Regions from separate parts of the Homo sapiens genome. Here region 2 is linked to region 1. A link is a loop called in an ENCODE intact Hi-C map of the cell type or tissue named here. Cell type or tissue: K562. All regions are shown on one strand. Links, peaks and the distances in the headings refer to the core of each region. The heading gives the core; the rest is flanking DNA. Region 1 holds the start of NORAD (non-coding RNA activated by DNA damage). Region 2 has its middle 40 kb from the start of EPB41L1.

What was found. A loop is a pair of places that touch in the nucleus more often than their neighbours do. Peaks named below come from ENCODE experiments on the same cell type or tissue, not always from the same donor. Only the 100,000 strongest peaks of a DNase experiment are listed, where the experiment ranks them.
Region 2: a loop joins it to region 1, with 2.8 times the contacts of the local background. A loop is called at or near these places in 2 of 110 quality-filtered maps.

What each region holds. Positions count from the first base shown.
Region 1 is chr20:36,039,491-36,055,750 of GRCh38, reverse strand. It overlaps NORAD (non-coding RNA activated by DNA damage), which reads left to right and starts at 4,791. Exons shown (of 1, transcript NR_027451.1): 1 at 4,791-10,133. RefSeq lists enhancers at 1,369-1,548, 4,543-5,114, 4,595-5,794 and a silencer at 4,846-5,055. In K562, for the core only: no CTCF peak of the experiment used is centred there; DNase peaks (open chromatin) are centred at 3,870, 4,680 and 5,088; H3K4me3 peaks cover 2,170 bases.
Region 2 is chr20:36,107,880-36,121,347 of GRCh38, reverse strand. It overlaps a transcript of EPB41L1 not described here and the pseudogene LOC124904977. Among named protein-coding and RNA genes, the nearest start is that of EPB41L1, 40 kb to the left of the region's middle. RefSeq lists an enhancer at 8,072-8,571. In K562, for the core only: no CTCF peak of the experiment used is centred there; no DNase peak of the experiment used is centred there.

The DNA of each region.
Region 1 (16,260 bases), core at 3,703-6,202:
TCCAGGTAGACAGCATGTGGAAAGGCCCTGAGGCAGAGAAGAGCTCAGAGAGTGGAAGGAACAGCAAGGAGACTAGCGTGGCTGGCATATAACGAGACAGGGAGAGAGTGGCTCAAGATGGGGCATGAAGCTGGGGGCAGTGGCTAATGCCTAAAGTCCCAGCACTTTGGGAGGCCGGGACGGGCTGGGGAGGGTGGATGGCTTGAGCTCAGTTCAAGACCAGCCTGGGCAACATGGCAAAACCCTCTCTCTACAAGAAATATAAAAATTAGCTGGGCATGGTGGCGTGTGTCTATAGTCCTAGCTACTTGGGAGTCTGAGGCAGGAGGATCACCTGAGCCCAGGGAGGACGAGGCTGTAGTGAGCCATAATCACACCACTGCACTGCACTGCACTGCAGCCTGGGTGACAGATTGAGATCCTTCTCAAACAAAAACAAAAAAAAAAACAAAGATGAGGCACGAGGGACACAAAGGGCAGGTCAAAGGGCAGGTCATGGAAGGCAGTGGTCGTGGAAATAAGTTTGATTTTGTTCTAAGTGTGATGAAAAGCCACTGAAGGCTTAAACAGGAGAGTTATAAGATCTGATTTTTGATTAAAAGTTCATTCTGGCTTCTGTAGGGAGAACGGATTAGAAAGGGAGAGCAGTAGAAACCAGAACAACAACAATTAAGGGGCTATTAGAGTCATCCAAATGAAAGACGTTGCTAGCTTGGATTTGGATACAGATCAGCACTGTCAATGGGACTTCCTGGGATGGTGGGAACATTCTCCACCTGTGCTCATATGGTAGCCACTGGCTCCTAGTTCCCTGTGACTCTTGAGCACTTGGAATGAGGGTGGTGTGGCTGAAGAACTGAATTTTTAATTTCATGTCATTCTAATGAATTACAATTTAAATAGGCACACGTAGCTAGTGGCTACTATAATGGACAGCACAGGGAATTGGCTGTATTTGAAATATATTTAGGAGGCAGATAGGACTGGGGATGGTTGCCGTGTGGGAAGTGAGAGAATGGGGAATCAAGGGAGATCGAGAATTACTTGGTGTATTAGTCCATTTTCACGCTGCTGATAAAGACATACCCGAGTCTGGGAAGAAAAAGAGGTTTAATCGGACTTACATTTCCACATGGCTGGGGAGGTCTCAGAATCATGGCAGGAGGTGAAAGGCACTTCTTACACAGCAGCAGCAAGAGAAAATGAGAAAGATGCAAAAGCGGAAACCCCTGATAAAACCATCAGATCTCATGAGACTTATTCACTACCATGAGAACAGTATGAGGGAACCACCCCATGACTCAAATTATCTCCCACTGGGTCCCTCCCATAACGTGTGGGAATTATAGGAGTACAATTCAAGATGAGATTTGGATGGAGACACAGCCAAACCATATTACTTGGGAAACAGGTGGATGATACTGCCATTTACTGATAGGGAAGAGCAGGCTCTGGGGAGATACCAAGAGTTTTGTTTTGCACAAGAGGAGTTTCAGATACTGTTGGAACATTCAAGTAGAGCTATCAGGTAGAAAGCAGAATGTATGCTGAGCACAGTGGCTCATGCCTGTAATCTCAGCACTTTGGGAGGCCGAGGTGGGCGGATCATGAGGTCAAGAGTTCCAGACCAGCCTGGCCAACATGGTGAAATCCCATCCCTACTAAGAATACAAAAATTAAAGGGATGTGGTGGCACGTGCCTGTAATCCCAGTTACTCAGGAGGCTGAGTCAGGAGAATCGCTTGAACCTGGGAGGCGAGGGTTGCAGGGAGCCGAGATCACACCACTTCACTCCAGCCCAGACACAGCAAGACTGCGTCTCGGAAAAAAAATAATAAAAGAAAAAGAAAAAGAAAGCAGGATGTATACATGTTTTTCATCATCCTCATCTTTAGGTTCCAGGAATACCCACATGTTTGGCTGCTTAGGCGGTGGGAAGCTCAGAAAGGGGACCAGGAGCCTCTCCTACTCCTTGTCTTGGCTAATGTATCAACTACCAAACTACCCATTAGCGCTAGTGTTTGAAACTTGTATAATCCATGGCTCTTCCTTCCCCTCCTCCCTCTTCTCTCAGGTATTCAGCCCACTGGCTTCTTCTCTTGAAATGCTAGAAACACTCACTTCACCGGTTTTCTACTTCTGTGCAACTCTCCTGGCTCAGGGCCTTGTCATCTCATTGTGGACTAGAGCCCCTGGACTTCTCGCCACCTCTCCTGTCCACCTTCCACCAGCAAGGCCTTTCTGACTGCAGGATTTTCCTCCTGGGAATCATGTCTGAGTCTGCATCAAGAGTCTTAATCCTTTGATCTTTCTTTACATTTCCAGAATTGTATCCAAAGGAACTCAGGGCCAGTGGTGGTAGCTCATGCTTGTACTCCCAGCACTTTGGGAAGCCGAGGCAGGTGGATCACCTGAGGTCAGGAGTTTGAAACCAGCCTGGCCAACACAGTGAAATCTCATCTATACTAAAAATACAAAAATTAGCTGGGCATGGTGGCACACGTTTGTAGTCCCAGCTACTTGGGAGGCTGAAGCAGGAGAATCATTTGAACTCAGGAGTTGGAGGTTGCAGTGGGCCGAGATGGCACCACTGCACTCCAGCCTGGATGACAGAGCGAGACCCTGTCTCAAACATAAATAAATAAATAAATAATTTTAAAAATAATAAAAATGCAGGCCAGGTGCGGTGGCTCACACCTGTAATCCCAGCACTTTGGGAGGCGAAGGTGGGTGGATCACCTGAGGTCACAAGTTCGAGACCAGCCTGACCAACAGGGTAAAACCCCGTCTCTACTAAAAATACAAAAAATTAGCCTGGCCTGGTGGCGAGTGCCTGTAATCCCAGCTACTTGGGAGGCTGAGGCAGGAGAATCACTTGAACCCAGGAGGTGGAGGTTGCAGTGAGTCAAGATCGCACCATTTCACTACAGCCTGGGCAACAGAGCAAGACTCTGCCTCAAAAAAAAAAAATAAAAATACAAATACAAACAAAGGAACTCAGAGGCTGGGGGCGGTGGCTCACGCCTGTAATCCCAGCACTTTGGGAGGCCAAGGCAGGTGGATCACGAGGTCAGAAGTTCGAGACCAGCCTGGCCAACATGGTGAAACCCCCGTCTCTACTCAAAAATACAAAAATTAGCTGGGCGCGGTGGCGGGCGCCTATAATCCCAGCTACTCGTGAGGCTGAGGTAGGAGAATCACTTCAACCTGGGAGGTGGAGGTTGTAGTGAGCCAAGATCGCGCCACTGCACTCTAGACTAGGTGACAGCGCAAGACTCCATCTAAAACAAAAAACAAAAAAACCCAAAGGAATTCAGAAGTCTACACAAAATGTGAAAATTCACGAGGAAGTTCATCACAGCATTAATTCTAAAAGCTGGAAGTGTCATTTCCAACCTTATCTTAATTGACACATCAGCAGCATTTGACACTGTTGATAAATTCCCCTTGAAACACTTTCCTCATTTACTTCCAGGACACCACACTCTCCTGGTTGTTCTCCTACCACCCTGGTCGCTTCTCAGTCTCCTTTGCTGGTTCCTTCTCATTCCCTGACCTGTAAACGTTACCCAGGGATCAGACCTCAGACCTTGTCCCTCTCTTGGTTCTCTCATGCAGCCTCAAGGTTTTAAAGACATCTATATGCTGACGACTCCCAAAGATTCATCTCCAGTTCAAACCTTTCCCTGAATGCCAGACTCATAAATCCATCTGTCTGCTTGACATTTCCACTTGAATGTCAAACAGACATCTCAAACTTAACATGCCTAAAACTCAGCTCCTGGTGTTCTCCCCAAAGCTTGCTCCTCCCATGGTTTCTTCCATCTCACTTAAGGCGGCTGCCTTTTCATTTGCTCAGGCCAAAAAGTGTGGAGTCATCTTTCAGTTCTCGCTCTCCCACTTCACATCTGGTCCGTCAGCAAATCTTATAGACTTGAGCTTATGTCAACCCCTGAATTCAACCACTTTTTGCCCCCTTTGCTGTCGTCGCCCTGGCATAAGTCCCTATCATAGCTCACCTGCTTGATTGCAACAGTCAGTTATCAGGTCTCCCTGCTTCTGCCCCTGCCTCCACTTCAGCTCTCCCGCACTGCAGTTCAACTCCCTCCCATGGTCCCATTTCTCTCCTCTCTTCCCCAGCCTCTTTGCTGTTCCTGGAACAGGCCTGGCCCACATGCTTCGGCTTTGTGGCCTGTGCATAAGCTGTTCCCCTACAGACATCTCCAAGCATGGCTCATCCCCTCGCCTCCTTCGGGTCTCTGCTCCAGAGTCACCTGGCCGTACTATAAAGCATTCCGCACCTGCACTTCATATTCCTCTTTCCTTTTTATGTTTCCAAAGCACTTTCGCTATCTACCCTTTTATGCATTTTAAGGATCTTGTTTATTGTTGTTTCCCTTACTAGAATGTAAATTTTAGGAGAGCAGAAATTTTCCTGTGTTTTTTTCTTTACTGCTGCACTCCCCCGTGCTTAGAGGCACATAGGTGCTCGGTAAACAGGTGGTAAATGAGTCAATAAATGAAATATTGGAGTCTTCTTATCCAGCACCGGAGGAGTAAGGAGATAGAGAAGCAACGTTTGCTCAGGGAATTCTGAGGCCAGTAGCAATTTCCGTTGCGAAGAGCAAGCGGGGTGGAGGGGGCCCTAACCCCACGTGACCACACCCCATTCCCCATTCCCCACCCCCACGCCGGAACATTGCAGACCCGGAACCACGGCTCGCGGGCCCCCAGCGCAAGGGCACTTCCGGTACCGCTCCTCTCTTGCCAGCGCAGAGAACTGCCAAGTCAGTTCCGGTCCGGCAGAGATCGCGGAGAGACGCAGAACGCAGCCCGCTCCTCCAGGGCCCTCCAGGCCCTCCGGCCCCGGGCCGGCGGGTGAACTGGGGGGCCCCGGGACAGGCCGAGCCCTCTGCCCTGCAGATAACGGAGGCCTCTGCTGTGGCTGCCCACTGGCTGTGCCCGCCCACTGGCTGTGCCCAGACCTTGAAGCCGCAGCGAACCTCTCTTTCCCACCCCACCTCGGTGACTAATGGCGGCCGTGGCGTCTCCCAGCCCGGACCCCGCCGGCACCCGGGTCTCCCGACCCAAGCCTCGACGAAACCCCCGCAGAGCCGCCGGGACGCAGCGCCTTTGGGCGGCGCTGGGCGTGGTGGGCCGGGAAGTATGGCGGCAGCTCGAACGCCGCGCGGCGGAGGCCATTAAGGCGTGGACGGCCCGGGAAGGCGGCCTAGGGACGCAAGCAGGCTCGGCCGCCTCTTTAGGCCACGGAGCCGCGCAGATCCGGTTCCCGGGTGACCACTCTGTCGCCATTGGGCGAGACCTACCTAGTCCTGACGACAACGGACAAAGGCCTTAAGGGGCCTGGAAGGTGAGCGAAGTCCCGAACGACGACGGGTGGAACGGTTAGCGGCCATCGGGCGGTTGGTCTTCATTCTACCAGACTTTGCTGTCGGAAGAGAGAAATGGTAGAATGACAGGCCACGTTTGGCCCGTTGGAAATGCCCACCACCCTCTGGGAAGATTTACTGGCCGTTTATGGAAGGCCTGTGTATATAATATGAAAAAGCTGCTCTCAACTCCACCCCAACCTTTTAATAGAAAACATTTGTCACATCTAGCCCTTCTAGATGGAAAGAGGTTGCCGACGTATGATAAAATAGAGTTAGAAAGTTACACATCTTGTAAATTCTCATTTGTTTAAAAGAAATCATAGAAAATACATGTCTTCTGGAGATGACTTTTGGAAATGGAGTTGTTAAGACGGCCTCTGGAAGCGATACGTCCACGTTTGTTAAGTGGGTTAGATGACATGGAGCTGGAAGACCTGAGAAGGAAGAGAAGAAGGTTCTATGCTAGACTGGTCATATTTAGAAGACATTTTCATATTCTATCCATTGTTTTGTGTGCATTTTATTCCTCACTACTGTGTATATAGTTGACAATGCTAAGCTTTTTTGAAATGTCTCTTCTTTTTAGATGTTCTGAAGTGCCTGATATGTTAAAATTAGAGGTAGCAAAATCACATTTTGTAAATACCTTTTTGTTACAATTCATAGGAAATATTTTTGGGGGGGAATGGCCAAATCACCTGTTGAGTAATACTCATTGTGTTTGTGCAGTGGTTCAGGGGAGGAGAGAGGAGGGGGAGGTGCAGAGAGCTCTATGCCATCCTGTTTACAGCGAGGCAAGATGAATCATTATGTCTGTGCATTTTGTTTTACTTATCTGTGTATATAGTGTACATAAAGGACAGACGAGTCCTAATTGACAACATCTAGTCTTTCTGGATGTTAAAGAGGTTGCCAGTGTATGACAAAAGTAGAGTTAGTAAACTAATATATTTTGTACATTTTGTTTTACAAGTCCTAGGAAAGATTGTCTTCTGAAAATTTGATGTCTTCTGGGTTGATGGAGATGGGAAGGGTTCTAGGCCAGAATGTTCACATTTGGAAGACTCTTTCAAATTATAACTGTTGTTACATGTTTGCAGTTTATTCAAGACTGCTGTATACATAGTAGACAAATTAACTCCTTACTTGAAACATCTAGTCTATCTAGATGTTTAGAAGTGCCCGATGTATGTTAAATGTATAGGTAGTAAAATACCACTTTGTAAATATCTTTTTGCTAAAATTCATAGGAAATGCTTTTGGAAATTGAATTGTGAAGCCACCTTTGTGAACAGTATAGTAATGTCTATACTTGTTCAATAGTTTAGAGGAGGTAGGAGGGAAGAAATTGCAAAAGGTAATATTACTAGTGTGTTCATACTTGGACATTTTCAGACACCATTTTTCTATATGTTTTGTGCATTTTGTTTTGCTCTGTATATAGTATATATAATGGACAAATAGTCCTAATTTTTCAACATCTAGTCTCTAGATGTTAAAGAGGTTGCCAGTGTATGACAAAGGAGTAAAATTAGCATATTTTGTACACTTTGTGTTGAAATTCGTAGGAAAACTTGTCTTCTGTAAAGACTTTTGCATAGGAATTTGTTTGACCATCTCTAAGCATTACACGTGCCTGTACTTGTCCACTGGATTGAAGGCAGAGAAGGAAGGGAGGAGGGAATGATTCAAGGCCAAAATGGCCACATTTAGAAGATACCTCAGATGATAACCATTGTTATGTGTGTGCAATTTTATTTAACAGTGCTGTGTATGTGGTGGACAAGTTATATGAAATATCTAGTCTTTCTAGATATTTGGAAGTGCTTGATGTATTTAAAAGTGGTAGTAGAATAACACTTTGTAAATAGCTTTTAAAAACTGATGGGAAATGCTGTTTGGAAGTGGAATTGTTGAACCACCTGGGAGGTGGGAGGGAAGAAATTGCAAATGGTGTTTTGCCATTGTTTATTAGAAAATTTCAGCTTAATCCATTGTGTATATGTTACATGCATTTCATTTAACTTTGCTATACTGTATATATTGTATATATAACGGACAAATTAGTCCCGATTTTATAATATCTAGTCTCTAGATATTAAAGAGGTTGCCAATGTATGACAGAAGTAGAGTTAGTAAACTAACACATTTTGTACACTTTGTTAAAATTTGTAGAAAGGCTGTCTTCTGAAAAGGACTTTTGGAAGTGAGATAACATCAGCTCTAAGTGACACGTGCCTATATCCATCAGGTTGGTGGTGGAGAGGAGTTGGAAGGAATGAAGGGTTCTAGACCAGAATGTTCGTATTTAGAAGACACTATCAGATATAACCATTGTTACATGTGTGTAGTTTATTCAACCCTACTGTGTATATAGCGGACAAACTTAAGTCCTTATTTGAAACATCTAGTCTTTCTAGATGTTTAGAAGTGCACAAAGTATGTTAAAAGTAGAGGTAGTAAATAACACATTTTGTAGCTATCCTTTTGATATGAAATATTGTCTTGGAAATTGATCAATTCTCTGAGCAGTACCCATTTTGATATTTGTGCTGGTTCAGGGGGAAGGAGGAGCACAAAGTGCAAAGGGCTTTCTACCAGTGTCCAGTGTGTTTATGAGGAGGCACATTGACCATTGTCCCTTATGTCTGCATTTTCATTTACTGTGCTGTGTATATAGTGTATATAAGCGGACATAGGAGTCCTAATTTACGTCTAGTCGATGTTAAAAAGGTTGCCAGTATATGACAAAAGTAGAATTAGTAAACTACTACATTGAGTACACTTTGTGTTAAAATTCATAGGGAAGACTTCTTAAAAACAAGTGAAATTGTTAAAACCCCCCCTAAGCATTACAGATGGCTTATAGCTGTCCACGGGGTTGGTAGAGGTGGGAAAGGGAAGGGTTCTAGGCCAGAATGTTCCTATTTAGAAGACACTCAAATTACAGTCTGTGTTATGTATGTATACCATTTATTCAATGCTACTGTGTATATAATGGAAAACTTAAGTCCAGTTTGAAACATCTAGTCTTTCTAGGTGTTTAAAAGTGTACAACGGCCTGTCGCAGTGGCGCATGCCTGTAATCCCAGCACTTTGGGAGGCCGAGGCAGGCGGATCACGAGGTCAAGAGATCAGGACCATCTTGGCCAACATGGTGAAACCCCATCTTTACTAAAAATACAAAAATTAGCTGGTCGTGGTGGTGCCCACCTGTAGCCCCAGTTACTCGAGAGGCTGAGGCAGGAGAATCGCTTGAACTTGGGAGGCGGAAGTTGCAGTGAGCCAAGATCGCACCACTGCACTCCAGCCTGGCGACAGAGCGAGGCTCCGTTTCAAAAAAAAAAGTGCACAATGTAGGTTAACAGTAGAGGGCTTAAGTAACACCCCTCTAAGCATTTGTTTTCAGTACTTCCTAGGAGTGGTTGCATTTGGGAATGGAATTGTTAAAACTTGATGCTTAGGAGCGAATGCAGACTATTCATTGGGTGTTTGGGGTGGGGGAAGGGGGGGTGGGCAGAGGAGGTATGCAGGGAGAGGGGTTCTGTGCTCCTGAGATTAGTTCAGATGGTCTAACCATTGTTCTATATGTGCATTTTAGTTAATATTGTGTATTAAAGGATAAGTCTTAATGCTCAAAGTATGTTAAAAATAGATGTAGTAAATCAGTCCCTTTGTGAATGTCCTTTTGTTAGTTTTTAGGAAGGCCTGTCCTCTGGGAGTGACCTTTATTAGTCCACCCCTTGGAGCTAGACATCCTGTACTTAGTCACGGGGATGGTGGAAGAGGGAGAAGAGGAAGGGTGAAGGGAAGGGCTCTTTGCTAGTATCTCCATATCTAGACGATGGTTTTAGATGATAACCACAGGTCTACAAGAGCGTTTTTAGTAAAGTGCCTGTGTTCATTGTGGACAAAGTTATTATTTTGCAACATCTAAGCTTTACGAATGGGGTGACAACTTATGATAAAAACTAGAGCTAGTGAATTAGCCTATTTGTAAATACCTTTGTTATAATTGATAGGATACATCTTGGACATGGAATTGTTAAGCCACCTCTGAGCAGTGTATGTCAGGACTTGTTCATTAGGTTGGCAGCAGAGGGGCAGAAGGAATTATACAGGTAGAGATGTATGCAGATGTGTCCATATATGTCCATATTTACATTTTGATAGCCATTGATGTATGCATCTCTTGGCTGTACTATAAGAACACATTAATTCAATGGAAATACACTTTGCTAATATTTTAATGGTATAGATCTGCTAATGAATTCTCTTAAAAACATACTGTATTCTGTTGCTGTGTGTTTCATTTTAAATTGAGCATTAAGGGAATGCAGCATTTAAATCAGAACTCTGCCAATGCTTTTATCTAGAGGCGTGTTGCCATTTTTGTCTTATATGAAATTTCTGTCCCAAGAAAGGCAGGATTACATCTTTTTTTTTTTTTTTAGCAGTTTGAGTTGGTGTAGTGTATTCTTGGTTATCAGAATACTCATATAGCTTTGGGATTTTGAATTGGTAAATATTCATGATGTGTGAAAAATCATGATACATACTGTACAGTCTCAGTCCCATAAAATTGGATGTTGTGCCTACACACAGGATCTAGAAGAATATGTCAAACTATAAACTGCTTGTGATTGTGAATGACTTTGTTCTTTGCTTGTGTTTTTCAATTTCCTATAATGCACATACTAACTTTTAAAAAATAAAGGTTATTTTAAAAGCCTGTATTAAGCCCTCGTTGCTTGTAGAATAGAGTTAGTATACGCTACAGAAGCACAGGTTCATGCTCCTTCATGCTTGGGCTCTGAGGTATCTGGAATTTCTCATCTTTGACTCCTCCCTCCATTGCCTGGGTGTTAGCCACTGCCACCCAGGTGCTCTGCTGTTCAGGATAACCTTGCACTTTACAGGTTCTGTGGTTTGCTCAAGCCATTCCTTCTGCCTGTAATGCCCTTTCCACAGTTTCACTTGGCAAAATCATTCTTCAGAGCCCAACTTAAATTCAGTATCTCCACAAAGTCTTGCCTGTAAGAACCTGACACTCCCGAGTGCCAGAACTGAACGTCAGAAGATACGGCCTTTTTTTTGAGATGGCGTCTCACTATGTCACTCAGGCTGGAGTGTGGTGGTGCCATCTTTGCTCACTGCAACCTCTGCCTCCCAAGTAGCTGGGATTACAAGCATGCGCCACCACGCCCAGCTAATTTTTTGTATTTTTAGTAGAGACGGGGTTTCACCATGTTGGCCAGGCTAGTCTCAAACTGACCTCAAGTGATCCGCCCGCCTCAGCCTCCCAAAGTGCTGGGATTACAGGCGTGAGCCACCACCCCCGGCCGATACGGCCTTTCTTTTGCTGCCCCTCCTTGTTCCTCTTGTATATGGATGGAGCCCACTTGCATCGTAATTGTTACCTGAAAGCCTACTTGGATTGAGCTAAGGTTTAAATAATTTCTGCAACAACGGTGCAACGTAATGCCTGACACACAGCAGGTGCTTGGAAATGTCTGTTGAATACAACAGACGAAAGCCTTTCAGACTGCTGCTTGGTGTGACATCACTAGTAAGGGCACTGATTGAATAATCAAGCATTTCCAGGCTGGAAGTTGCTATCGTGGCTGACCAAACCAGAGGGCATCGGTCAGATGCAGCATAACCTATCCCCAAATCAGGCACAGCAAACATTCTCTAATGGCATATAGAGAATATGACTATAGAGGGTTCTTATTCTCAACTTTGACGTGAGGCTAATGAGACACTGGCCTCCGGATGTGGGACGGTAGTGTCTCTGTTTCCCCAGATGCTGATGGTGTAACCTGGGTGGGTTGGGAGCCTTAGGGCAGGTAGACGAGGCCTTTCCAATTGCCTTCCCAACCCGGTATCAGGCCTGGACCCAATCTTTCCTGTTGATGCTCCTCTATGAGACAGGTCTTAGCTGACCAAGATGGGCTTCAGGGAGGCACATATTCCTTGAATCCCTGGCGTGGAGGGAACAAACCACGTGTCCCCCCAGGTCCATGCACTTCGACAAGTCATTTCAGGATGGGATTGGTTTGTAAGCTGGAGATAAAAGCTGAAGCAGGACCTCTTCTGTAATTTAAGGTGGATTCACCCATAAAAGTCTCCAGGAAGGTAAGGCGCATCAAGAGCCAGGAGCTAAGGTCAACTCTCAGGCAGTCCTGGACCCCCAGGGCAAAGATAACCCTCAGTGGCCGCAAGAGGGAAGTGAGGTCCAGAGAGGGCCAGGCCCTGCTGGGAGCAGACCGCTTAGCTAGCAATATGTATTGCCATGCAGAGAACACTGGACAGGAGGTCAGGGGCCTCAGCTCGTGTCTAAGCTCTGTCACTGGCTGCGGACTTGGCCAATGGACCACATCTAGGCCTCAGTCTCCTCAGTAAAATGAATGGTTTGTTCTGCCTCTTCAGATCAGATGCTGGGCCTTTCAAAGCCATGAGTTTCATCGGGGGTAAAGCCAGGGCCAGAAGCTTCTAAACATGGTTCTTTACTAAAAGGAACCATGGGCCTTGGAGAAATGGCTAATTCCAGGGCTGCAGCAAAGAAAGTACAAGATCATCTTGAAATATCCTGTTATGGCAGGAATCAAGACAGTGCTCCAAGAATGACGGGGACATATCAAAAGGACACAGAAGCCAGCTTGAAGTGGCTTCCATTGGCCAAATCTGTCACAATTTGAGCATCAAAATGTAGAATGACTCATATAATGCAAATGATAGCACACTGAATAAAACAGGAAGCCATGAGTCCAATTCTGATAGAAATAAAGAAATGGCCTGTATTCCCAGCTATTCTGGAGGCTTTGGTGGGAGGATCACTTGAACCGAGGAGGTCAAAACTCTACTTCATCCTGGGCAATAGAGTGAGACTTTCTAGAAAACAAAAATCAGGCCGGGCACAGTGGCTCAGACCTGTAATCCCAACACTTTGGGAGGCTGAGGCAGGCGAATCATTTGAGGTGAGGAGTTCAAGACCAGCCTGGCCAACATGGTGAAACCCCATCTCTACTAAAAATACAAAAATTAGCCAGGTGTGGTGGTGGGCGCCTGTAATCTCAGCTACTAGGGAGGCTGAGGCACAAGAATTGCTTGAACCCAGGAGGCAGAGGTTTCAGTGAGCTGAGATCATGCCACTGTACTCCAGCCTGGGCAACAGAACAAGACCCTGTCTCAAAAAAAAAAAAAAAAAAAAAAAAACAAAGAAAAAAAGAAAACAAAAATAAAAACAAGTGTTGGCAAGGATGTGAATAAACTGGGACCCCTATGCACTGTTAGTGGAATTGTAAAATGGTGCAACTGCAATGGAAAACAGTAGGACAGTTCCTCAAAAAATTAAAAATAGAACTACCGTATGATCCAGCAATGCCACTTTCAAGTCATACCTTGATATACTGGGGGATTGGCTCCAGAATCCCTGGGTATACCCAAATCCGTACATACTCAAGTCCTGCTACAGAACCTGTATATATGAAAAGTTGGCTCTCCCTGTCTGCAGTTTGGCATCCCACCACTGCATTTGACTGAAAAAAAAGCCACATATAAGTGGGGCCACACAGTTCAAACTCATGTTGTTCAAGGTTCAACTGCATATCCAAAAGGACTGAAAGCAGGGTCTCAAAGAGATACAGTACATAAGTTGCTTAACCCTTGAAACTTCAATCTTATTTTTAAAATGGAGATAAATGTCAACCTTACATGCATGTGTGCTATGAAGTACCAAATACTGTCCCTAAGGTTTTGTTTGTTTGTTTGTTTGTTTGTTTTGACAGAGTCTCACTCTATTCTCTGTTGTCCAGTCTGGAGTGCAATGGTGTGATCTCAGCTCACTGCAACCTCCACCTCCCGGGTTCAAGTGACTCTCCTGCCTCAGCCTCCTGAGTAACTGGGATTAAAGGTGCCCGCCACCAAGCCCAGCTAATTTTTGTATTTGTAGTAGAGACAGGGTTTCACCATGTTGGCCAGACTGGTCTCGAACTCCTGACCTCATGATCCACCTGCCTCGGCCTCCCAAAGTGCTGGGATTACAGGCATGAGCCACCGTGCCTGTCCTGTCCTAAGTTTTTAATGTATATTAGGTCACTTCATCTTTAAATCCTTTTGCTGTAAACTGTTTAAAACCACACTCCTGAGATCCACCCCCAACTGTGCTTCCCTCACAGCCTTCCTTATCTCAGGAAGCAGCTTCCACTTGCTCAAAAAACATTTCTGGAGTAATTCTTGATTCTCTCCCATTCCTCACATTGAGTCCAACAGCAAGCCCTCTCAGTTCTGCCGTCAAAATATGGCCAGGATTGGTCCCATCTCAACACCACCACAACCACTCTGATCCAAGCCTCCATAATCTCCTACTTGGATCACTGCAGTGCCTTCCTCCCCGACGCCTTCCATGCTGGTGCTTCCCCAGTCTAGCCAGATTCTAGATCCTAGATCTCTGCTAAGAACCTTCCAAAAGCTCCCTTCACATGGTCATGATCTGGCCTCCACCCCCCTTCTTGCAACTTTTTTCTCCTTTGACTCCATTCTGGACATACTGGCCTCCTTGCTGTCACCTAGCCATGCCAAGCATGGAACATTCCTCTGCCCGGAACATTCTTGGCCTTGATATCTGCAGGGTTCACTCCCTCACTGGTGTACTCACCAATGTCATATTCTTCATAAAGTGTTCTCTAATGACCCTTCACAAAGTAGTAGCCTCCACCCCCTACCTACCCTGATTTTTCTTGTGCACTTCCTGTGCTCATCATCAATACAGAACATAAGCTCCTAGAGGCCAGGGACTTTGTTCCATCTTGTTTGGTGCTGTCTCTCTAAACCTAGACCATCTCCTCTCCCTAGGGCATGTGTGCTGGTTGGATTCTTCTAGGTTTTAGATTCAGTGATGCCAGCTCTCCTAGGCCTCCCTGTTTCATGGAGATGCCCAGGAGCCTGAAGGTGAGGGGACTGAGATGGACAGAAGACAAGCGCTGTTTGGAGGGAGGGGAGCAGGTAGCAGCCAATGGGCTCCAGGATGCTTCTCGCAGAGGGGGCAAACCCCATGAGCTGATGATCATCGAAGCTGATGAGGATGTGGATAATGGAGCAATGTGTGAATGCTGGTGAGAACTGTTTTTTGTTTGTTTGTTTTTTGAGACAGAGTCTCCCTCTGTCTGTCACCTAGGCTGGAGTGCAATGGCACGATCTCGGCCCACTGCAACCTCCACCTCCCAGGTTCAAGCGATTCTCCTGTCTCAGCCTCCTGAATAGCTGGGATTACAGGCACCTGCCATCATGCCCGGCTAATTTTTGTATTTTAGTAGAGACAGGGTTTCACCATGTTGAGCCATCAGAGAGCTCAAAGCCAGTTGTTTTGTTTTGTTTTTTTAACAGGCTCTATTTTCTATCGCAGTTTTAGGTTCATAGCAAAACTGAGTGGAAAGTACAGGGATTTCTCATATACTCCCTGTTCCCGACACATGCACAGCCCCCTGATTATCAATGTCCGCGACCAGAGTGGTACATTTGTTACAATTGAGGAACCAATACTGACACATTGTTATCACCCAGGGTCAGAGTTTACACCAGGGTTCACTCTGGGAAGTTTACATTCTATGGATTTGGACAAATGTATGATGACATGGGTTTACCATTAGTAGTAGTATTACAGGGTGTAGTTTCACTTCTGTAAAAATCATCTGTGCTATATCCATTCATCCTTCCCTCTCCTCAGCCCTTGGCAACGACTAATTTTGAAGACAACTCCATAGTTTTTGCCTTTCCATAGTGTCATATAACTGGACATACATCCAGTTTGTAGCCTTTTCAGATTGGCTTATTTCACTTAGTAATATGCATTTAAGGTTGCTCCATGTCTTTTCAAGAGTTGATAGCTCATTTCTTTTTAGTGCTGAATAATATCCCATTGTCTGGACATACCACAGTTTATTTATCCATTCACCTACTGAAAGACATCTTGGTTGCTTCCAAGTCTTAGCAACTACAAATAAAGTTGCCATAAACATTTATGTACGGGTTTTCATATGGATATGCTTTCAACTCCTTGTGTGGTAGGAGAATGTTTAATTTTATAAGAAACCACTGAACTGTCTTCCAAAGCAACTGTACCATTTTGTACTCCCACCAGCAATGAATGATGGTTCTTGGTCCACATCTTTGCCAGCATTTGGTGGTGTCAGTGTTCTGGATTTTGGCTATTCTAATAGGTGTGTGAAAGCCAGGTTTTGTAATTATGGCTAGAGCTTATACAAATCCATAGTGACTTCCTCCATTTTCTTCTTGGTCTCAATTGTCTAATTTCTTTTTGTTGTTGTTATTGTTTTTTGAGATGGAGTCTCGCTCTGTCACCCAGGCTGGAGTGCAGTGGCGCGATCTCTGCTCACTGCAAGCTCCGCCTCCCGGGTTCGTGCCATTCTCCTGCCTCAGCCTCCAGAGTACCTGGGACTACAGGCACCCGCCACCACACCCGGCTAATTTTTTGTATTTTTAGTAGAGACAGGGTTTCACCGTGTTAGCCAGGATGGTCTCGATCTCCTGACCTCGTGATCCACCCACCTTGGCCTCCCAAAGTGCTGGGATTACAGGCGTGAGCCAAAGCACCTGGCCCAATTGTCTAATTTCTAATAAATAATATGTTTCTCTTTTTATCCTGAATATCACGGAGCTTATCAATGATTTTTTTTTTATTTGAGACTGGGTCTGGCTCTGTCACCCAGGCTCACTGCAATCTCAGCTCACTGTAACCTCCACCTCCCAGGCTCAAGTGATCCTCCCTCCTCAGCCTCTTGAGTAGCTGGGACTACAGGTGCACACCACCACATCTGGCTAATTTTTGTATTTCTTTGTAGAGACA
Region 2 (13,468 bases), core at 7,450-9,949, 62 kb before region 1:
CCAAGAGACATCTTTGTCACTACCCCTTGGGAAATGCCAGAGAACGATATGAAGTTCTGCTTTCGGGCTGCTATAACCAAACACCATCAACTGGGTGGCTCATAAACAACAAAAATGTGTTTCTCACATTTTTGTGAGAAGTCAAAGATCAGGGTGCCAGCAGATTCCGTGTCTACTGAGGGCTGCTTTCTGGTCCAGAGATGGCTCCTTCTAGTCATCATATGGTAGAAAGGAAATCTAGCTCTCTGAGATCGCTCTCTTTTTTTTTTTTTTCATGTCAGACAGGTAATGCGTTCACATTGTACATTGTAACAAGGTTTGAAGGCGGCACATCTCACCCCCATGCGTGAACACCCAATCATCATGCTCATGAACTACCAAAGGCTCTGGGATCTTTTATAGGGACATTAATCCCATTCGTGAAGGTGGAGCCCTCATGACCTCATCACCTCCCAAAGGCCCCACCTCCTAAAACCATTACCTTGGCGGTTAGGATCTCAACAAATAAATTATAAGGGGACACTAACATCCAGACCATAGCATGTGTTTACCTGCCATGTGTGCCTCTGTATCCCAGTACATAGGACAGTGTTTGGAGTATGGTAGGAACTCCAATAAAATTGGAGTTTTTAATAAAAATTTGCGGACTAAATCAGGACCCAGTGGAGGAGCAGCTGGAGGCAGAATCCATTTCTAGGCCCAAGCACTGGGGTGGTCGGTAGGAGAAAGAGAAACAGATGAGAGAGAAAATATGAATCTGGTTGTCCAGGGCTCAGGCTCCAGCCAGGCTACATCAAACAGACAGGGACACGGTTGGCCTAGAGCTTCAGAAATCCTAGATTCAAAGGCAAAAGGCAGATTGCCCGTCACATGGAATGTATGGACTTCAAGGCCTGTGTGTGCTTCTGTGGTTTGCCAAGTTCACCGGACCAGTCCCTCTTTGCTCACTCAGTCTTCAGCTGGACTGACTGCCCTTTTCCTCCTGTGTGCTCTACAGTCCAGCGGATAAGACTCAGCACAGCCTCTGGTTTTGAATCCCAGCTTCACCAATACTTAGGCAAATTATGACACCTTTCCGTGCCTCAGTTTCCTGATCTGCCAACTAGGGATTATACTATAACCCATTTCTTAGGATGAGGATTAAATGACTTTAAGTGATACAGAAATGAATCACTTATAACCACGCCTGGCTTAGAGTAGGGGCTTGGTAAATGGTCATCTGTTTTAATGGTTATTAGCGCTTAGTGCTAATGTTACCGACAGTTTCTAGCTGTGATCAGCTGAAGGCCAGAACAGCAATGTCAGGGGTGGACTCAGACTGAGGAGGGCTACTTGGAGTGATGAAGCAAGGACTAGCTTGGTCTGGGAGAGAGGACCCCTGGGCTCAAGTTCACCTCTATCAGGCTCACCGTGTGACCAGCGCAGAGGGTACAGAGGAGGAGGGCGGGCAGGGAGAGTGGTATTGAAGAAAGGGCTGAAATGGGCTTGCCCTGGATGGAGGGCAGTGGGCAATCTAGCATTGTTCCTCGCCTGCTTAAAATTCATCAGTGACTCCTCCTGTTCTTCTGAATCAAAGCCAGCCCTAATCTCATCACAGGATTCAAGGGCACCCTGGACTGACATGAAGATACCCTACCCTGCCCACCTTGTCCCTTTCCTTCCCTTCCCCTCCCTTCCCCTCCTCTCCCCTCCCCTCCCCTCCTCTCCCCTCCGCTTCCCTTCCCTTCCTTCCTGCTTTCTTGCTTTCTTTCGAGATGGAGTCTTGCTCTGTCACCCAGGCTGGGGTGCAGTGGCTCAATCTCGACTCTCTGCAACCCTACCAGGTTCAAGCGATTCTCCTGCTTCAGCCTCCTGAGTAGCTGGGATTACAGGCGTGCACCACCATACCTGGCTAATTTTTGTATTTTTAGTGGAGATGGGGTTTCACATGTTGGCCAGGCTGTTCTCAAACTACTGACCTCCAGCGATCTGCCCACCTCAGCCTCCCAAAGTGCTGGGATTACAGGCGTGAGCCACCACACCCAGCCACACCTTGCCCTTTCTTTTGGCCATCTTTCTGATCCTTCCTGGTCCAGTCAGCTGTCAGCCTCCAGGGCAGTCACCCTGCTCTCCCCAGGGCTGGCCAGAGCCCCTTTGGGCATTGCAGCCCCTGAGCCCACCTCCCTTCAGTACTAATCACACCATAGTCATGTGTGATTAGTCATGTCAGTGCTTGGTTCTTCATCCCAGTCTCCCTCTCAACTACTGGGGAATGAGAGAGGTCTTGTCACATTGATATCAGTATCTCAGCATCTCAGGGATAGCTCAGTTATAGAAGAAGTGCTTGGTTAAGGTTTGCTTAATGAATCAAGGGCTGGAGAAGATAGCATAAAAACTTATTTCAACTCTCTAAAACTCTAATTCAATTGCCCTAGGTAAGTCATTTCATCTTTCCAGGCCTCTGTTTCTTTATCTGTTAAATGGGGATCATTATTCTTGCCCTAAGTCCTCCTTACAGCTGCTGTGAGGATCAAACAAATGTGCTTTATAAGATGTTCTTATATCAAAACAAAATTTTTAAGTAAAATAAATAAATAAATTTACATTCATTAATGCATTCATTCAACAAATATCTATTAAGCATCTATTAAGCACCTACATGTGCAGGGCATGCTCTAATATAATCCCAGGTATTCTTTTTTAAAAAAATTGAGATATAATTCATACGCCATAAAATGTACCACTTTACAGCATACAATTCACTCCTCTTGAGTATATTTACATACGGAGTTGTGCAATCATCATCACTAATTCCAGAATCCCAGTTGTTCTGGCAAGTGCTGAGCTGTAAACTCCAATGCTCCTTAGGAACCTGGGTCTCTGGTTCTGGTTTGGCCCAGGTGCTACTTTTCTGACAAAGCTTAAGGTGCCCCTTGGAAGATATTCTCTGGGATAGAAGTAGAGCAAAAGATAGGCACTCAGTACACTCTGTGTTTCTTTTTTTTTTTTTGAGATGGAGTCTTGTTCTTGTAGTCCAGGCTGGAGTGCAGTGGCTCGATCTTGGCTCACTGCAACCTCCACCTCCCAGGTCCCAGTTCAAGCAATTCTCCTGCCTCAGCCTCCCAAGTAGCTGGGATTATAGGCACGCACCATCTGTGTTTTATTTAATGAAACAAAGCAGTAGATTTTCCTGGGGAAAGGCCCATCGTATTAGTCCAGTCCAAGCCTTTTCTTAGCCTTGCCTCTCTAAGCTGTCCTGAATGCAGCGATTGTGCTGACCCTTGCCTCAGTTTCCCTGTCTATTCCCTCAGCAGCAAGCAGGCTGAAACCCATTCATCCAACATCCCACAGAGGGATGCCCCCCTAACAAATGGCTAATCTTGTCTACTTTGTCAGAAGGAAAAGACTAGCCTGTTATGTTAGCTGAGATTGGCAAGAGCAGTGGATTGGGACTGGATTTGGGGAACTCTCAAATACAGAAGTGGTGAGTGAGGCTTTACTCTGGAGGCCTTAGGAAGCCTGGAAGGTCTGAACTGGGGACATGACTCCTCCCCCACACTGGGCTGAACCAGAGAGGGAGTCCTGGATGTAGAGAGGGACTAAGAGGCCAGCCAGAGGCTGTCCCAGTAGCTGTCAGCACTGGGCACTGAGAAGTAAGGTCAGGATTCCTGGACACTGGCTTCTATCTTCTAGCCCTGCTCTGTCTGTGTAACCTTGGAGAAGTTACTTACCTTCTCTGAGCCTCAGTTAACCCACCCACAAAATGGGGATAATTATACCCTTCCTGCCTTATCTCTCAGGATTACAAGGAAAATCAGATGAGATGATAAATTGAAAAGCCCTTTGTAGAAAAGAATATGAAGGACTTTGATTCTAGTTCTAGTGTGAGCCAGGTGATAAGGGCCATGGGGTTGAAGGATCCTAAGGACAGAAGAATTATGAAAGAATTCTTCTGTCCTCTGCCTCTTTTCCCCTTACAGAAATGCTGGAATTCCTTCAAGAAGGATTGGAGAAATCCAGGGACTCCAGAGACTGTAAGAGTCACAGAAGAAATACTGGATGTCTGGACCTTACGTGGGCAACATTCCTGAGGCCTGAGTCCCCCAGAGACACCCCTCCAGCTCTCAGGCAGGCAGCAATCCAGGACGAATGATCTGCTACCATGTAGAAGAGAGGATGGAGAGCAGCTAGGGTAGCCAGAGTCAGCATTTCAGAGCCACTGCCACAGGAGGAGGAATTGGTGGGCAAGAGCAGGGGAGGGAAGGGGCAGTTTTCCATGTTGAGTCTCCACACTTATGTCCCTCCTTCAGCAGACAATGGCACAGCCATTCATATTTCATGTGACAACTGCATTTGTCATCATTTTCCTCCTCTGAACCTCAAGTTCCTCATCTGCAAAATGGGGTAATAAAACCCCTGACTCACTGTGAGTCCAGCTCAAGAAAAATAACTGCTATTCTTCTATCCTTTGAAACTGAGAGAGCACCTAGCACTACATCATACTCTTCCCCCAATTTCCCACCTGTGTTGTTTGGAGAAAAATCCAAAGGCACTTTAGGGACAGAGCCCAGGCCTCTGGGGGCATTATCCAACTTCTGACAAATGGATGAGATTAGCTAAGGGAGGGCACAGGAGAAAGGAGCCCCTCCATGGGTGAGAGGCATATGCTTCAGCCTGCTGTCCAGGGAGGACATGGAGAACCCTCCTGAATGGCTAGTCCAGCCATTCTGGTGCCTGGAGCACTGTGCTGTCTGGAGAAAGTGCTGATCCCCGGGGAATGGACCATTTTTCCTGCCATTCACCACCAGGAAGAAGGGAATGAAGCACTGACAGCTGTTGGTGCCCAGGTGCCTTGTCTACCCTCCAGATAGGGCCTGCCCACCTCACATCAGGAGGAAAGGAAGGAAATGGGCACCTGTGTTGAGCTCTCCTGGAGAAGATCAAACCTCTTCACGTCTCAGAAGAGAACAGTCTGGAAGAAGAAGGCACCTTCTGTGGGGCCTGAAAGCACAGCTGGCCACAACACCCCTCATCCTCACCCCCAACTCAGCTCTTTGGTTCCCCCAAACTTCACTACCCCTGCTTCTCTCTTCCAAACCTTCCTGGAGATCCCTCCCTGAACTGAATGTCCAAATCCTAGTTCCCCTCAACTTAGATCAAATGTCCCCTTCTCCCCCTTTCCCTGACCTCTCTCCTCTAAACTCCAGTTGCATTTTTCCTGTCCCTCTCAGTGGCAATTTGCATGCTGACTGTGTCACAATCACATCTGCACACATGTATTCCCCTCTAGGGGACATAGCTGACTGCACTGGGTTGTAGTACAGGCTCTGGAGCTAGGCAGACCTGAACTCAAATAACAGCTTTGCAGTTTCTTAGTCACTTATTCCCTCTGAGCCTCAGTTTCCCCTGGAAAATGGGGACAATAACAGAACCTACTCTCTGGAGTTGTTGTTGCAACTATTATTATTATTATATTTTTGAGACAGTCTTATTCTGTCACCCAGGCTGGAATGCAGTCATACGATTGCGACTCACTGCAACCTCCACCTCCCGAGTTCAAGCAATTCTCCTGTCTCAGCCTCCTGAGTGGCTGGGATTACAGGCATGCTCCACCACGCCTGGCTAATTTTTGTATTTTTAGTAGAGACGGGGTTTCACCATGTTGGTCAGACTAGTCTCAAACTCCCGACCTCAATTGATCCACCTGCCTCGGCCTCCCAAAGTGCTGGGATTACAGGTGTGAGCCACAGCACCTGGACTGTTGCTGCAATTAAATGAGATAATGCACATAAAGAGTTCAGCATGGAGCCTGGCACAATGTAAGTAATGTGACTTATTGTGATGATGACCTTTCAGGCAGGTTTATGGATGATTTGTCTTGACATCTCCTGAAACACCTAACACACAGCCATATGCTGGCTGGATGGATTTGTATGGAGGTAGACATGTGCACTGCATAGGGAAGCCCTTTCCAACAGGCAGAGCAGTGCAACCTGGAACTGGGCTGCCTCTGTAAGTCGTGAGCTCCGTGCATACAAGCAAAGGCAAGATGGCCACTTGGCCTACCAAACAGAGGCTGGAGATGCAATAGTCAGAGCATGGTCTCTGAAGCCAGACACCTTGGGCTTGAAACCCAGCTCCCTTACTTACTCAAAGTGTGGCCTTAACTTAACAGGGCCTCAGTTTCCTCATCGATAATATGGGGAAATAATAGTAATAATAGGACCTACCCAAAGACTGTCATGACAGTTAAATGAAAGAATACACATAAAACAATAGAACATGCCTGGTACAGGGAGAGTAATTCAATGCACATTAGCTATTGTTATTATTGTTGGCATTTGCATTACTATAACTGAAGAGGGGAGTTACAGCCCCCTGCAGGCCTATGAGCTGTTACAACCTAGAGCTCCACTAATATCCTAGCATGTTCTCGTGGTCTGCCAACAGCCTTCTACTCCCCCGGTGTCTGGTGCTAGCTCTGCCCCTACGTTAGCTACATAGGTAGGCACCTGACCCACACCTGGCCACTCAGAATATTCCTATCCTCCCAGCAACAGTGATTGAACCACTCAGAGTCCTTCCCTTGGATTGACATACAGATTCTAGAAGAAAAAGAGTCTCCCTTTTCTGTTTGGATTGCTAAGCTGGGACACAGGACAGCTTAAAAGGGAGAGACAGGCAGTGATGGCAGAGAGAGAGTCAACCTGATTCTTCATTCTTCAGTCCCATGAACTGCCCCAGGATCCACTAAAGTCATTTTTTGGTTTAAAGCCACTTTGAGTTAAGTTTTTGTCACTGGTTTCTGGAAAAAAGCCATGCCCAATTGTATAGACCCTAACTAAGATAAGGTCAGTGCTGTCCATGGGCAGGGCCAAGCAGAAGCCAGTATTATAACTACTCTTGTGTATGTGGCACCACCCCTATCACCTGGGTTGCAGTGGGCAGTTTTCAAAGCATGTTCTCAAGAATACCCTGACCCAGTGGTCTTTAGACCCTGCTTCCTAGAGCCCTGGGAATTTGCAGAGGTATCTCCAAAAGCACCCAGGAAACTAAGCCACGAGGAGGGCAAAATTCTGGGTAAACTGCCCCAGAACCAGACAAGTTCTGCTACAAATGCTTACAATATGGGTTTCTGTTGCCCAAAGAGATTTGAAAAACTCTATTCTAATTGACACTTAGAAAAGCACTGAGAAGTAGCTAGGGCGGATGTGTTCATCTGCATTCTACAGAAGGAGAAATGAGGGTTCAGAAAGGGGAAGTCATGAGACCATTACTGTAGAGCAAGAACTTGAATGTGGGGCTCTAGACACACGGCCAACTAGCTCCGACTGCACCCAGCTGCCTGTGAAAGTCTATTATCTCTCACATTTCCTGTCTCCTTCAGTAAACTGATGGTGGTTAATACCTAGAGTCTCATCTTTCTTGGCTCTGACTCCTACAGAATTGTCTGCTTCTGAGCTTGGCTCCTTGAAAGGCTTCAGGAAGCTTGAGGAACGTGTGGAATAAATGTATGAGCCGATCTCAACCTCCCCTTAACGGAGCCCCACCTTCCCTATGCGCACATACCTTGAGCTCCGCATCTCCCCACACATTTGCCCAAATGTCAGGGAAAGGCTGAGCAGGCTCCCTCCCGGGAACTCCTAATCCACCTCCTCTGTCCGGCTGTGCTGTGGCTGTGGACAGAGGATTCCTTGTTCCCGATGCTTCCTGCCCAGAGATCTCCATGGGGCCCCTGTAGGAAGGAGCCAAATCGCTCCTTTTAACCGAGCTAAAGCCACCCCCTACCCCCACCACCCCCAGGAGCAACATGCTCCCAGCTCTGCCCACCATTCATTCTACCTGTCCCAGCCTGGCTCAGCCACACTTCATTCCCCATAGTTCCCGCTCCCTACAGGTGCACACACATGTGTACACACACACACACACACACACACACACACACACACACACACACACAAATGGAAAGTTTCCCTAGGGGTACAAAGATACTTCACATTGAACCAAAATTAAAAACCAGAGGACTCCAGAATGACAACATCACAGCCCTGGCAATTGTGCCTTACTAATAACATCACAGTGACATTTGCATGTTACTTCGAAATTTCCCAATCAATGTAACTCCATTGGCTGAGTTCCCTCTCTACTCCCTCGCCCTGCCAGAATCACAGCACCTCCAAGTTGGGAAGAAGCTTTGACACGCCCCGGGCCAGTGGTTTCCAAAGTGTCTTCCATAAAGCCAAGAAAAGGTCAGTTGCATTGTCTGGGGGCTGAGGAATTGGCCAGCCCCACGCCAACTCCAACCCACACTGCAACCCCTTTAGCTGTTTTGTACATTGAGATTCTTTGGGGTGCAATGGAAAAAGGAGAGTTCCCTGCTGGAAAGTTTGAAAACAAGTCATTTAGTCTGACCCTACTTTCCCCCATCCCCTGATCCACCAATGTTGATGTGACCCTGAGGCCAGTAGAAAGGAAGGTCATGTAGTAGTCAACGGGCAGGGCCAGGATGAAAGCACTCTCTCCTGAATCTAGTCTACGACCTAGGAGTGGTGAAGCAAAGGCAGGCAAGGGCCACGGGGCAGCTTCCAGGCCCAGCACCGTCCTTCACCAGCCACGGTGGCATGGATGAGCAATAGAGGCAAAGCCTGTTTTTGAATACAGAGCTTGATGAATATGCATTTCAGCCCCTAACCCAAAACAAGCCAAAACCAGGGAGGGTCCCCAGCATGGCCCCCGTTTTCAGCGCCACCAGAAACAGGTGGCGTAGACAAAGCCTCACACTTCCCCAGCAGTCAAATATGTCAAAAATCGAGAGGCCGAGGGCCTGGAAGACCTCTTCGTCCAACCTCAGCAGAAGGAGAATAAGTCTGTGCCTCCAGAACACTCACCCCTCCTCTGTCCACACCAGCTCCCCGGGGGCAAGAACTTCTGTCAGTCAGGCACCTAGAGGGAGGAAACAGCGTTAGCTCCTCAGAACAGGAGTTCATGAGCCCAGCATGTGCTGGAAATTGAGAGGCTGGCATTTGACTCTCTGAGGCACCTTAGGGAAGTTGCTGAACCTGTTAAACAAAAAGGCCTTGTGACAAGGCGGAAAGCAAAATAGAAAGTAACAAATATGCACCTGAAGCGGCAGCAGGGGCCAGGCAGCGAAGGACCTTGGAGGCCAAGGAGAAGATTCGCTCTTTATTGTAAGAGCAAAGAGAAACCACTGGCTTACAGGGTAGAGGATGGAAGAGGGGCAGGGGAAGCTGCAGGAACATCAGTTAGGAGGTTGTTGTGATTATCCAGCGGAGATATGATGAGGGCCTAAGCTAGGGTGGTTGCAGAAGAGACAGAAAGAGGTGGACAGACTCAAGAGGTATTTAAAAGGTGGTATCCCCAGAACTTGCTGGTGGACTAGATGTATGGGGAGAAGGGAGAGCAGGGGCCCCAACCTCCAGATGCCTCCTCAGGTGCCATGGTTATACCCCCTGCTGTCCACTTGGCCTTTCCTTGCTTCAGTGTCCCCATCTGTGAAATAAATATGGTTGGAATCAGTGATCCCTCGGAGTCTTTTCTTTTCTCTTTTTTTTTTTTTTTTTTGAGACAGAGTCTCGCTCTGTCGCCCAGGCTGGAGTGCAATGGTGCGATCTCTGCTCACTGCAACCTCCGCATCCCAGGTTCAAACGATTCTCCTATCTCAGTCTCCCAAGTAGCTGGGATTACAGGCGTGCGCCACAACGCCCGGCTAATTTTTTGTATTTTTAGTAGAGACGAGGTTTTACCATGTTGGCCAAGCTGGTTTCAAACTCCTGACCTCAAGTGATCCACCCACCTCGGCCTCCCAAAGTGCTAGGATTACAGGCATGAGCCACCATGCCCGGCCTCCCTCGGGGTCTTTTTAGCATTCACATCCTGTTCTGGTGTAATTCACTCAAAGTATGTAAGTACTTTTCTCAATCTTCTTTGAGCTCCAACCACAGGTCAGGCTTAGTATGCAATGGGGCAGGAGACTTGGAGGGAGAAGCTACAGGCACCCTGGACTCACACACTCAGAACAGTCAGTCTCCAGGTGGGATGAGGTGTTCCTACTTCATGTAAAATGTGAAACTCAGGTGAACAGGAAGAACACACAGTGGTTTATGAGCTTAGGCTCTGGAGTAACTCAGACCTGTTTGAATTCTGGTTCTAACACTTACTACTTATGTGGCCCAGGGCAAGTCACTTTACTTCCTCATTTGGAAAATAGGAGTAAAAGTGTCTGCTCCCAGGGCTAATGGGGGGACTAAATGAGATGATGCCTGTGAACAGCTCAGCAAGGTGCCTTATCACAACTGTCCAAAAGGTAGCAGCACCATTCAAAGATGGGGAAACTGAGACCTAGAAGGATGAAATGACTCACTGAAGACCAGGCAGTGAATAAGTGGCAGAGCTGAGACCCCTACACTGCGGCTGGGGTCTGGAGCCCAGCTAAACCACTAGGTTGTACACATACCATTCCCGTTCCTGCTTTTCAAATGAGGAAGTTGAGGTCAAAAAAGAACAAGTGACTTGCCCAAGGTCACAGAGAGAATCAGACATAGAAGAAGGATTTGAACTCAGGCCTCCTTGATGAAAAAGCCCATGGTCTCTCCGTGGATATCCAGAAAGTAGATATGTGTGGATAGTCTTCAAATTTCAGGGTCCTTTAAACCTGGAATAGGGACAAATGCAAATTGAGGCCAATGGTGTGTGTGTGTGTGTGTGTGTGTGTGTGTGTGTGTGTGTAAAGCAAACTGAGGCCAATGGGATGTGAGAGTGTGTGTGTGTAACAAATGCAAACTGGGGCCAATGGGTGTGAGTGTGTGTGTGTGTGCACATGTGTGTAGCTACCTTGAGAGGAAACCAGGAGGAGCTGATGAAACAAAAGCCTCTTTCTCAGAAGCCCTCTCTGGGGACTGGGCAGGAGAGAAGGGCACTGACAAGCAGGGCCATCCATCCTGCTGGGGCTGAGCTGAAGCCTGGATCTAAGCAAACAGAATCAGCTCCAGCTTGGCCACCAACTTGCTATGTGATCAGCAGTTCTCTCTCTCTTTCTCCCTCTTGCTCTGTCTCTCTCATCTCTGTTTCTTCGACTTCAGAATGAGACCGTTGTACTAAACAATGTCAAGGCCGGGCATGGTGGCTTATGCCTGTAATCCCAGCACTTTGGGAGGCCGAGGCGGGCGGATCACCTGAGGTGGGGAGTTCGAGACCAGCCTGACCAACATGGAGAAACCCCGTCTCTACTAAAAATATAAAATTAGCCAGGCATGGTGGCATATGTCTGTAATCCCAGCTACTAGGGAGGCTAAGGCAGGAGAATCGCTTGAACCCAGGAGGCAGAGGTCGCGGTGAGCCGAGATTGCGCCATTGCACTCCAGGCTGGGCAACAAGAGCGAAACTCCGTCTCAAGAAAAAAAAAAAAAAAAACAATGTCAAGATCCTTTCCAGTTATAGAAGACTAATAATAACCATTGCTTACAAGCTCTGGATTTCTGGTCAGGTGCTGCTCCTGCAACCTCGAATGGTGGCATTAGCTGGCTCCAATACCACCACGACAGGGGCAGAATGTCCTGCATTCAGGTTCCGGCTGTGTAGCCAGGTCACTTTCCCTTCACAGGCCTCAGCTTCCTCATCTGTAAAATGGAATTTATCTTTGCCTGATCACTTGCAGAAAGGAATATCCAAGGAGCTACCTGAAAACCAAGCAATCTCTTGAGGTATCATACAAAGCAGCCCCAAATCCCCATCCCAACTCCCACCCTCAAGCTATTTTAACTTCTTCCCCTCTGGCCAATGTCCCCTTGAGGCACATGGAATAACTGAATATGAGCTGCTGGATGCAACAGTACTGTCGTGGCAACAGCCCCCGCACTAACAGTAGTAGCAATCACCACACAGCAAATACTTGACTGCTTAGGCATGCCAGGCACTGTGCTAAATACTCACTTGGATTATTTCTCAGGCCATCCCCTCAACCACCATTAGTCTCAGTTTGCAGATGAAAGGCTCAAGTTCAGCAAAGAGAATTGCCCAAGGTCACACACAGAGCAAGTGAAGGGCGTGGCCAGGATGAGGACCCAGACCAAGGTTTTTCATTTGCCATCAGAAGCCCTGAACTCGGCCGGGTGCAGTGGCTCACACCTGTAATCCCAGCACTTTGGGAGGCCGAGGCAGGCGGATCATGACGTCAGGAGATTGAGACCATCCTGGCTAACACGGTGAAACCCCGTCTCTACTAAAAATACAAAAAAAAAATTAGCCGGGCGTGGTGGCAGGCGCCTGTAGTCCCAGCTATTCGGGAGGCTGAGGTGAGAGAGTGGTGTGAATCCAGGAGGCGGAGCTTGCAGTGAGCCAAGATCGCACCACTGCACTCCAGTCTGGGCAACAGAGCGAGACTCCATCTCAAAAAAAAAAAAAAGAAGCCCTGAACTCATCCTCAAGGCTATGGGGCTGTCCAGGGTAACATTCCACCAAGGGGCAAGGCCCGGGCTGGGGTGAGGTGGGGAATATCTGTCCTTCATTGACCTCCCAACCTTCCCCAAATAACTAGTCTTTATGTAGTCTTCTGTTATTAATCAAATGTGCCCAACTCAACTCTGTCTACAATAGTGTTGTCAAATAGAAATACAATGCGAGCCACATATGTAATTTAAAAGTGTATAGTAGCTACATTTTATTTTATTTTATTTTTTGAGTCAGAGTCTCGTTCTCTCACCCAGGCTGGAGTGCAGTGGCACGATCTTGGCTCACTGCAGCCTCTGCCTCCCAGGTTCAAGCAATTCTCATGCCTCAGCTTCCCAAATAGCTGGGGTTACAGGTGCGCACCTCCATGCTTGGCTAATTTTTGCATTTTCAGTAGAGACAGGTTTCCCCATGTTGCCCAGGCTGGTCTCGAACTCCTGGTCTCAAGCGATCCGCCTGCCTCAGCCTCCCAAAGTGCTGGGATTACAGGTGTGAGCCATCGTGCCTGGCCTTAGTACCTACATTTTAAAAAGCACAAAGGAATGAGGGAAATTAATTTTCATAATATATTCATTTAACCCAATATATCTATCTCAACATGTAATCAATGTAAAAAATACTATAGGCCCAGCACGGTGGTTCATGCCTGTAATCCCCACACTTTGGGAGGCTGAGGTGGAAGGACCTCTTGAAACCAGGAGTTCAAGACCAGCCTGGCCAACATAGCAAGACCTTGTCTCTACAAAAAATAAAAAAATTTAGCTGGGTGAGGTGACACATTCCTAAAGTCCCAGCTACTAGCTGAGGTGGGAGGATCTCTTAAGTCCAGGAGTTCAAGGGTTGCAGTGAGCTATGATCATGCCACTCACTCCAGCCTGTGCAACAGAGTGAGAACCTGCCTCTAAAAAAAAAAATTAAAACTAAAATTAAAAAGACTATAGAGATATTTTACATTTTTTAATACATCCTCTTCTAAATCCAGTGTGTATTTTATACTTACAACACATCTTGATTCAGATGCTAA